Linked DNA regions of Homo sapiens: region 2 is linked to region 1. Evidence: read pairs that join two places in POLR2A ChIA-PET (ENCODE). Cell type or tissue: PC-9. All regions are shown on one strand. Each heading gives the region's core, and the rest is flanking DNA. Links, peaks and the distances in the headings are about the cores only. Region 1 has its middle 7.4 kb from the start of SLX4. Region 2 overlaps CREBBP (CREB binding lysine acetyltransferase).

Region 1 (5,381 bases), core at 178-5,177:
TAAAATTCATATGGAATTGGCCGGGTGCGGTGGCTCACGCCTGTAATCCCGGCATTTTGGGAGTCTGAGTCAGGCAGATCACTTGAGGTCAGGAGTTCGAGACCAGCCTGACCAACATGGTGAAACCCCATGTCTACTAAAAATATAAAAATTAGCCGGATGTGGTGGCAGGTACCTGTAATCCCAGCTACTTGGAAGGCTGAGGCGGGAGAATCCCTTGAACCCAGGAGATGGAGGTTGCAGTGATCCAAGATCACAACACTGCACTCCAGCCTGGGTGATACAGTGAGACTGTGTCTCAAATAAATAAATTAAATAAATAAATAAATAAATTCATATGTAATTGCAAGGGGCTCTTAATACCCAAAACCCAAATAGCCACTTTGTTCTTTTTCAAGAACGTACTTCCTTATATCAAAACTTATTACAAGCTATAGTAATCAAGACTGTGTGGTACTGTACCAGCATAAGGATAGACATATGGGTCAGTGGAAGAGAATTGAGAGTCTAGAAATAAACCCTTATATTTATGAGCAATTGATTTTGTCCGGGATGCCAAGACTAGTCAATGGTGAAAGAGTAGTGTCTTCCACAAATGGAGCTGGGATAACAGGATATCACATGCAAAAGAATGAAGTTAGACCCTTACCTCATATCATGTACAAATATTAACTCAGAATGGATCAAAGACCCAATGGAAGAGTGAAAACTATAAAACTCTTAGAAGAATACAAGGGTAGGCTGGGCGTGGTGGCTCACCCCTGTAATCCCAGCACTTTTGGCATCACCAGAGGTCAGGAGTTTGAGACCAGCCTGACCAACGTGGAGAAACCCCGTCTGTACTAAAAATACAAAATTAGCAGGGCGTGGTGGTGTGCGCCCGTAATCCCAGCTACTCGGGAGGCTGAGGCAGGAGAATCGCTTGAACCCGGGAGATGGAGGTTGCGGTGAGCCGAGATCGCACCACTACGCTCCAGCCTAGTCAACAAGAGCGAAACTCCATCTCAAAAAAAAAAAAAAAAAAAAAAAAAAAGAATACTACAAGGGTAAATCTTTATGACCTTGGAGTTGGCAGTAGACTCTAGATATGACACTAAAAGCAGAAACAACAAAAAATAATGAATTGGATTTAATCAAAATTAAAAACTTTTTTGTGTAAAAGTATACTATCAAGAAAATGAGAAGACAACCCACAGAATGGGAGATATTTGTTAATCATATACCTGATAAGAATCTATGCTGCTGTCTAAATGTTTATGTCTCCCCCCACCCAATTCATATGTGAAGGCCTCAACCGCAAGGTGATGGGATTAGTGCATAAGGATAAGGATGGAGGCCCTTGTGGCCATGTGTGGTGGCTCATGCCGGTAATCCCAGCACTTTGGAAGGCGGAGGCGGGAGGATTGCTTGGGCCCAGGAGTTTGAGACCAGCCTGGGCAGCAAGGTGAGACTCCATTTTTACAAAAATTTTTTTAAAAAAAGAAAAGAGGCCCAAGAGAGAAACCCCCTACCCTTTCTGCCATTAGAGGAAGTGGGCCTTCACCAGACAGAGTCTGCCAACACCTTGATCTTGGACTTCCCAGCCTCCAGAACAGTGAGAATTTCTGTTGTTTATTAGCTACCCAGTCTGTGGTATTTTGTAAGAGCAGCCCAAATGGACTAAGACATTCTAGTAGCACAATATAGAAAGAACTTTTACAACTCAATGAAAAGACAACTCAGAAAATGGGCATGGTAGAACTTGTCCTGTGAAGAAGCCAAGACCAAAAAAAAAAAAAAAAAATGGACATAGGACTTGAATAGACATTCCAAAGAGTGGCAGGTGCCAACAAGCACATGAAAAGATGATCAGCATCATGAATCGTTAGAGAAGTGCAAATTGAAACTGCAGTGAGATACCACTTCATGGCCAGTAGGACAGCCATTTCCTAAAAAAAAAAAAAAAAAAGTATTGGTGAGGATGTAAGGAAGTTAGAACTCTGATACATTGCTGGAGGGAATGTAAAATGGTACAGCTGCTGTGGGAAACAGTTTGAGGTTCCTGAACAAGTTAAAGATAAAATCATCATATGATTCAGCAATTCCGCTTCTAAGGATATGTCCCAAAAAATTGAAAAAGTGTTTAAGGGCCAGGCGCGGTGGCTCACGCCCGTAATCCCAGCACTTTGGGAGGCCAAGGCGGGCGGATTACCTCTGGTCAGGAGTTTGAGACCAGCTTGGCCAATATGGTGAAACCCCGTCTCTACTAAAACTATAAAAATTAGCCGGGCTTGGTGGTGGGTGCCTGAATCCCAACTACTCGGGAGGCTGAGGCAGGAGAATCACTTGAACCTGGGAGGCAGAGTTTATGGTGAGCTGAGATGGTGCCATTGCACTCCAGCCTGGGCAACAAGAATGAAACTCCGTCAAAAAGAAGAAATGCTCAAACAAAAACGTGTACACCTCATATTCAGTCTAAATGCCCTTCAGTGCATGAATGAACAAAATGTAGTATAGAATGGAATACATGTTACACTGAACATTTGCTTATTTCCGTTTTGTAATTTTTTTTTAGTGACAAGGTCTCATTTCTGTTGCCCAGGCTCGAGTACAGTGGCACAATCATGACTCATGGCAGCCTCAGACTGCCAGGGATCAAGTGATCTTTCTGATCTTCCCAACTTCCTTATCTTCCTGACTCAGCCTACCTGTAGCTAGAGCTAGAAGGGCCCCTGGGTAATTTTTTTTTTTTTGAGACGGGGTTACACTCTATCATCCAGAATGGAGTGCAGTGGGGCAATCTCAGCTCACTGCAACCTCCACATCCCAGGCTCAAGTGATCCTCCTGCCTCAGCCTCCCTAGTAGCTGGGACTGCAGGCATGTAAAACCACACCTGGCTAATTTTTTGTATTTTTAGTAGAGAAAGGGTTTTGCCATGTTGCCCAGGCTGATCTCAAACTCCTGCGCTCAAGTGATCTGCCCACCTTGGCCTCCCAAAGTGCTGGGATTACAGGCATGAGCCACAATGCCTGGCCTGTGGGTAATTTTCTTTCTTTCTTTTATTTTTTATTTTTTTTTGGAGACAGAGTCTCGCTCTGTCGCCCAGGCCGAAGTGCAGTGGTGTGATCTCAGCTTACTGCAAGCTCTGCCTCCCAGTTGCATGCCATTCTCCTGCCTCAGCCTCCCGAGTAGCTGGGGCTACAGGCTCCCGCCACCACGCCTAGCTCCATTTTTGTATTTTTAGTAGAGACAGGGTTTCACCGTGTTAGCCAGGATGGTCTCTATCTGCGGACCTTGTGATCTGCCCACCTCGGCCTCCCAAAGTGCTGGGATTACAGGCATGAGCCACTGTGCCTGGCCGCCTGTAGGTAATTAAAAAAAAAATTTTTTTTGTAGACACAGGTCTTGCTATGTTGCCCAGGATGATCTCAAATTCCTGGGCTCAAGTGGTTCTCCTGCCTTGGCCTCCCAAAGTGCTGGGATTATAGGTGTGAGCCACCACGCCTGGCCCTCAGTATTTTTAAAAATTCTAATTTCCATTTACAGCTCTACTAAATATTTCATCGAGTCAGCAGATTGGTTATAAATATAACGAAAATTCATATGTATGGCTTTTCTTTTTTTTTTTTTTTTGAGACAGAGTCTTGCTCTGTCACCTAGGCTGGAGTGCAGTGGCATAATCTCGCCTCACTGCAACCCCCGCCTCCGGGGTTCAAGTGATTCTCTTGCCTCAGCCTCCTGAGTAGCTGGGACTACGGGCATGCGCCATCACGCCTGGCCAATTTTTGTATTTTTAGTAGAGATGAGGTTTCACCATGTTGGCCAGGCTGGTGTTGAACTCCTGACCTCAAGTGATCCACCCGCATCGGCTTCCCAAAGCGCTGGGATTACAGGCATGAGCCACCTCGCCAGGCCTGTGTATGGCTTTTCTTTTAAAAAGTTTACATGTCATATTTACCACATTACATTCATTGAGTCACATCATTCATCACATCATTTAGTCACGTGACTGGGTAACAAGCATTTCAGAGATCAAAAGGCTTCGTATAATTAGTAAAGAAACCTTTTATTTATTTATTTAGAGACAGAGTACTCAGTGTGTCACCCAGGCTGGAGTGCAGCGTGGCCTGATCATAGCTCACTGTAACTTCGAGGCTGCAGTGAGCTGTGATCATGCCACTCTACTTTAGCCTGGGTGACAGAGTGAGACCCTGTCTCAAAAAAAAAAAAAAAGTAATTATACTATGCATATTGCATCATGAGCATTTCTCTAAGTCAGTAGATAGGAAGCCATATTATATTCCATATTTAATCAAACATTCCCCTGTTGATAAAGATATATTTATAGTTTTTATCATTATAGATTATGCAATAAATGTCTTTGTACTTATAACCTGTATGTGTGTGTTTTTATTTCTTTTGGAAGGAGTCCTAAATCTAGGATTTCTAGGCTAAAGGGTATGTGTGTTTTGTTTGGTTTGCCTGATTTTTTTTTTTAAAAAGTTTATTATTTATTTTGAGACAGAGTCTTACTCTGTCACCCAGGCTGGAGTGCAGTGGCGCAATGCCGGCTCACTGCAACCTCCGCTCCCCAGGTTCAAGCGATTCTCCTGCCTCAGCCTCCGGAGTAGCTGGGATTACAGGCGCCTGCACCACACCTGGTTAATTTTTGTATTTTTAGTAGAGACGGGGTTTCACCATATTGACCAGGCTGATCTTGAACTCCTGACCTCGTGATCCACCCGCCTCAGCCTCCCAAAGTGCTGGGATTACAGGTGTGAGCCACTGTGCCCGGCCTATTTTATATTTTTTTTAGAGACAGGGTTTTGCTGTCATCCATGCTAGAATGCAGTGGCACGAGCATAGACTCGAACTCTTGGGCTCAGACAATCCTCCTGCCTCAGTATCCCGAGTAGCCAAGAGTACAAGCGTGTGCCACCACACCCAACTGACTTTTAAAAATTTTTGTAGATATGGGGTCTTGCTATCTTGCCCAGGCTGATCTTAAACTCTTAGCCTCTGGTGATCCTCCTGCCTCCAAAAGTGCTGGGTTTACAGGTATGAGCCATTGCTCTTGCCTGGTTTACCTGTTTTAGAAAAGAATACCTGTACATTGTTAATTTTTTTTGTCCAGGAGCTTCAGAAGGGTACAAAAATTCCCTCCTACTTCTGGCCCCCTGACCTCCAAACTCCCTCATCAGAGGCTTCTTGAAATATTCCAGATAATTCTGTGCACATACAAATATAAATATATATCCCTGCTTTTCCCCAATGTAAATAAACGGTAGCACATTTTACCCATTGTTCTGAACCTCGTTTTTGCAACTTAATGAACTGTCTTGGAGATTTTTCCTTATTACATATAAATCTATCATTTTGTTTAGCAGTTGCATTATATGTC
Region 2 (5,381 bases), core at 289-5,288, 200 kb after region 1:
TTCATCATGCTGGCCAGGCTGTTCTCAAACTCCTGACCTCAGGTGATCCATCCACCTTGGCCTCCCAAAGTGCTCGGATTACAGGCATGAGCCACCGTGCCCGGCCCCTTACGGTTTTCCTAATAACGTTTTCTTTTCTCTAGCTTACTTCACTGTAAAGATACAGTATATAACACATAAAACATGAAATTTGTGTTAAGCAAATGTGTATGCTATTGGTAAGGCTTCTGATCAACAGCAGGGGATTAGTAGTAGTTAAACTTTTATGGAGTCAAAAGGTTACAAGCAGATTTTCGACTGGCAGGGTCAGCACCCTTAACCCCTGAGTTGCTTAAGGGTCACCTCTAATCCACTGGGCAGGAGGAGGTGGCAGGAAAAGGGCATAGATGGAGAGAGCCTGGTAAGGTACTGATAATCACTAACCAAGCAGTAGGCGATGGGTACAGAGAGGTTATAGTATCCTCTCTACCACTGTACAGGTGTAAAATTTATGTATTTATTTATATTTTTTGAGAGTGTGTCACTCTGTCACCCAGGCTGGAGTGCAGTGGCGTGATCTCGGCTCACTGAAACCTCCCTCTCCCAGGTTCAAGCAATTCTCCTGCCTCAGCCTCCTGAGTAGCTGGGATTATGGGCTCGTGCCATCACACCCAGCTAATTTTTGTATTTTTAGTAGAGACAAAGTTTCATCATGTTGGCCAAGCTGGTCTTGAACTCCTGACCTCAGGTGATCCGCCCACCTTGGCCTCCCAATGTACTGGGATTACAGGTGTGAGCCACTGCGCCCGGCCTAAAATTTTCCATAATAAAGTTTTTTATAAAATTAAAGTGCACTGAAATCAAATATATACTAGATAAAGGCAGGAATGGGAAAGAGGAACCCTCAGCTATGCTTCCGTGAGGGCCTGCAACCAACTGGAATTCCTTCCATCAACAGATGTGGGCCAAGTTCCCTGATGACCCCCAGCTCCAGCCTCCACAGGTCAATTCAGGAATTGCCATGGCAATATCCCAGTGCTTATCTTTCTCCCTGTGGAGAAACAACGACTAATTAAGAAACTGGATGCTTGGGCTGCCTGTCTTTGCTTTTTTGCAAAGCTCTAATATTCCACCTTCTGTCTATTGTGTGTTCTGTATTTCTGGAGTAGTGGTCAGTTTGATGGACTGGGAAGGTCCCCGCATAGGGAAAACCTCCCAGGGGTGAGTTTCCAGTTAAGAAATCATAGCTCAGTTCTCTCCATCAGCCTCACCTGGTGACTGCCACGCCAGCATGTCCACTCTGGGTAACTTAACATTCCTTCTATGGACTTCAAACTCCTCGCCTGTAAGATGAGTGTCTTGAACAAGATGGATCGTATTATTTCTTTCAGCTCTAAAAGTCTAGGCTACAAACAAATCAACACTCAACACAACTGGCCCTTTCTGCTGAAATGCCTGTACAGAAACACAAATAAAAACCAAAGGAGTATAACCAGAAAGTTCTAGCTCTGTGCATTTCATACGCAGGTGATTTCCTTCCCCATGTAGTCCTCCTAGGTGACATTTCTCACCTTTTGGAAAGCAATCACATTCTTGTCACCACTAGGTGCTCTACTTAAGTGAACTGAGACACTAATTCTTCTGCAAGTCCACAAACCAGACTCAATTTCGAGTTCAAATGACTTAATCTAGGCAAGATGGTAGCTCGATAAATATTAAGCACATTTCTGATTTGCAAGAAGCTTCCTTCAACTGTCATCTGAAACTTAATTGAAGCAGGAATTTATATTTTCAGAAACCACTATACTAAATTAATTCCATGGAACACTTACTACTCTCAGAATTTGTCTTATTACATATAACCAAACCGCTGAAACATTGTTCTTAGAAGCCTAGAATTTGAATACAACAACACGAACAACAACAAAAAATATAGTTTTTTTTCCCCCAGTTCCTAAATTTCTGACTTCGGACAAAATATGACAGAACACCCACACTCATTTTCCCTCGATCAATTCATCCTCGAAGTCAACTGGTATTCACCAAGTGCCTGGTATGAGCCAAGCCCAGTTCTGAGGCTGCGTAGATGCATTTCCCACTTGTCACGGAGCTCACACCTTATGTCAACCAATTTGACAAACAAACAAACAAAAAATCAACGTCTTTTGGAAGTTTCTAATTAATTAGGCCCAGCATTGACAAACCAAAGTGGGTGACAGCTGAAGGGGTGGGGAAGGGAACAGGTAACCATCTTCCTTCCACACCAAATGCCCAGGCACCCTGGCTCCAGAGAAGAGGGGACCTAAGTACCAAGAGGCCAGTGTGCTCTGTGGACCTCAAAGTTCACCTGACTTGCTTCAGAAAGTTTATTTCCAAAACTTCCCAGATATTTTGACAATTTTCCTAAGATAGCCCTGCCAGGGTGAGTATGAGTGTGTGATCAGATGGGTAATACTTGCCTGGCCTGGGGCCCTTTTCTAACTGGTCAATGTTGTTTAGTGTGTGTGTGTGTGTGTGTGTGTGTGTGTGTTTGAGACAGAGTCTCGTTCTGTGTGTGTGTGTGTGTGTGTGTGTGTGTGTGTGTGTGTGTGTGTGTGTGTGTGTTTGAGACAGAGTCTCGTTCTGTTGCCTAGGCTGGAATGCAGTGGCATGATTTCAGCTCCCTGCAACCTCCGCCTCCCAGATTCAAGCAATTCTCGTGTCTCAGCCTCCCAAGTAGTTGAGTTCACAGGCATGCACCACCACACCCAGCAAATTTTTGTATTTTTTAGTAGAGACAGGGTTTTACCATGTTGGCCACGCTGGCCTCAAACTCCTGGCCTCAAGTGATCCATACACCTCAAGCCTCCCCAGGTGTTGGGATTACAGGTATAAGCCACCACGCCTGGCCATAACTGGTCAATTTCAAAGGGTAACCCAGTGTTTGGAAGCGCTCTGACAGATTTCATCAAAAACGTGTTTGTACCTTTTCTTCTTGGCCATCAGATAAGAGAGTGAAGGAAACAGTCTCAACAAGTTTTTACCTTGATTCTCACAAGGTAAAAAAGATGGCAAGTCAAAGATCATGAACGGTATGTAAGGAACGTCCAGCTCATAGGGATCTACACAATTCTCAAAAATAGGGGAAAAAATTCCCGTCTTTAGCCTATGATAAAAACAAAACCCAGGCTACATGCAGGAGGTTAGGGTTCAAATCTCTGGCACCAGGGCCAGCCCCAGCCTCTCCTTATCAGAGAAAGTTAATAACCAGGCTAAAGAGGTCAGCTCTCTCACAGGGTATCACTGCTCATTGCCCAGGCAAGGCTACCTCCTGGTGCCAAACCACCTCCTGGCAGAACTCAAGAGCCATGCACTGGTCCTAGCCTGCAGTTATGAATAAAAACCATTTGCTTCTAGAGATTCTAGATTTCTGAATTCCTAGTATATATCTATTCTCCATTAATCAAACTGAGCACTGTGGTCCCCCACCCTAGGCTAACATATACTTCTTAGGACCAATGCCCAAAATGAAATACTAAAATCAAGATGTCTAACGCTAATTAATGAAAATCTACATTTCTTTAAACGTCCCAACAGGTACTTGATAATAGTTTGGTAGGCTGGGTGCTCATGCCTGTAATTCCAGCACTTTGGGAGGCTAAGGCAGGCGGATCACTTAAGGTCAGCAGTTCGAGACCAGCCTGGCCAACATGGTGAAACTCCATCTCTACTAAAAATACAAAAATTAGCTAGGCATGGTGGTGCGTGCGTATAATCCCACGATGAGCCAGAATAAACTGCTTGAACCCGGGAGGCAGAAAATGCAGTGAGCTGAGATCTTGCCACTGCACTCCAGCCTGGATGACAGAGGGGAGACTCCATCTCAAAAAAAAAAAAAAAAAAAATTTTTTTTTTTTTTTGTAAAGCTGGCTTTATTTTCAATGGAGGTTCATCAGGATTTGGTTTAATGCTGCTAGAGAACCTCTATATAATCTTTTAAAAAGTTTTTTCATTTTTAATTTTGGGAGGTACATAGTAGGTATATATATTTATGGGTTACATGAGTTTTTTTTACAGGCATGCACTGTGTAATAATCACACCCAGGTTAAATGGGGTGTCCGTCACCTCAAGCATTTATCCTTTGTGTTATAAACAATCCAATTACAGTCTTTCAGTTATTTAAAAATGTAGAATTAAATTATTTTTGAATAGTCACCCTGTTGTGCTAGCAAATACAAAGTCTTATTCATTCTTTTTTTTTGTATTCCATACACTCTTTTAAATAAAATTAAAAAAGCAGAACAGAGAATAGGCAACTGTTCAGTTAATAGTAAAATTTATATATTAACAAATTAAAACCCATAAAGTATTTATATTCTGCCTCATTCAACAACAGCCCATACATATTAGAAGTTTCTTTTACTCTGTTCTTCCTAACAGAACTCCTTTAAGCATTTAATTCAAGTTTAATCTCAGAAAATAGGAAAAGTTAACTATAGTAAGTACCCAAAAAAAGAACAAGAGCTTCCATAATGAAACTAAATTAAACAATGCCTCACAGCTCTCCCAGGTTTCCCATTAAAAAGCATTGTGACCAAGCGTATCAATCAATTAACTGTTTGAGAACCTACTTCTGTTTTCTATCACTTCACTCAGAGAGTAAAAATATGTAATGCATAGTCCCTGTGTATGATAAGAAAAATATTGAAGCCAGATCCTGAGGTTTCCCCAACTCCAACCACTGCCCCCAAGAAAGAATGGGGGTGAAACTGGATTAGCCTTAACATGACTGCAGTGTGAGCTCTGATGAGGAAATTCCTCTTTAAGTTCAGCTCAAAACCCAAGAACAATACAAAGAGGCACCTGCAGCAAATCCTGGTGCTGAGCCTAGCCCATCCATTAAATCCTGTGGCTGCGGGTCTGAACTGTCTGGCAAGTAGGTGAGTGACCATGATCAACAAAGAGGAGGGAAAAGGCAGACTGTGACTGTCCATCTACTCCAGCAGACATGGGTACCACGGAAAGTACAAAGTACCACACGGCTCTAGAGGATTATCTGTCACATAAATGTTTGTAATAATCTATCCTGAACCTGTTTTGGTCACAAAACTAGGATAAAACTTCTCACCTTCCTGGAACATTCTCTGCATCCCCTGCAACATACCAGGGATGCAGCGGAAGGACCCAAATGAATGAACACGCCAAAGCACCACCATGCCACGCAGCCCCTAGGAATAGAGCCAGGAAGGAGGTGGTCAAAGAACCACGAACAAGTGACCAAAGTCAAGGCACAAAGAGGGTCAGCAATGGCTGGAGGGGGCATCGGAAGAGGCAGCAGGAACAGTGCCCTTTCTATCTTCAAAACTTCCAAACAAGGATCTCAGCTACCAGTTGGAGTGGACAGGAGTGGACAGCTACTTTC

Evidence for each region. ChIA-PET counts read pairs that join two places held together with the same protein. Peaks named below come from ENCODE experiments on the same cell type or tissue, not always from the same donor. Only the 100,000 strongest peaks of a DNase experiment are listed, where the experiment ranks them.
Region 2: POLR2A ChIA-PET joins it to region 1 with 10 read pairs; 2 of 35 experiments call an interaction of 5 or more read pairs at or near these places.

Annotation. Positions count from the first base shown.
Region 1 is chr16:3,616,321-3,621,701 of GRCh38, forward strand. It overlaps a transcript of DNASE1 not described here. Among named protein-coding and RNA genes, the nearest start is that of SLX4, 7.4 kb to the left of the region's middle. In PC-9, for the core only: no CTCF peak of the experiment used is centred there; a DNase peak (open chromatin) is centred at 2,631; H3K27ac peaks cover 1,838 bases.
Region 2 is chr16:3,811,688-3,817,068 of GRCh38, forward strand. All of the region lies in intron 2 of CREBBP (CREB binding lysine acetyltransferase), which reads right to left. Among named protein-coding and RNA genes, the nearest start is that of CREBBP, 66 kb to the right of the region's middle. In PC-9, for the core only: no CTCF peak of the experiment used is centred there; no DNase peak of the experiment used is centred there.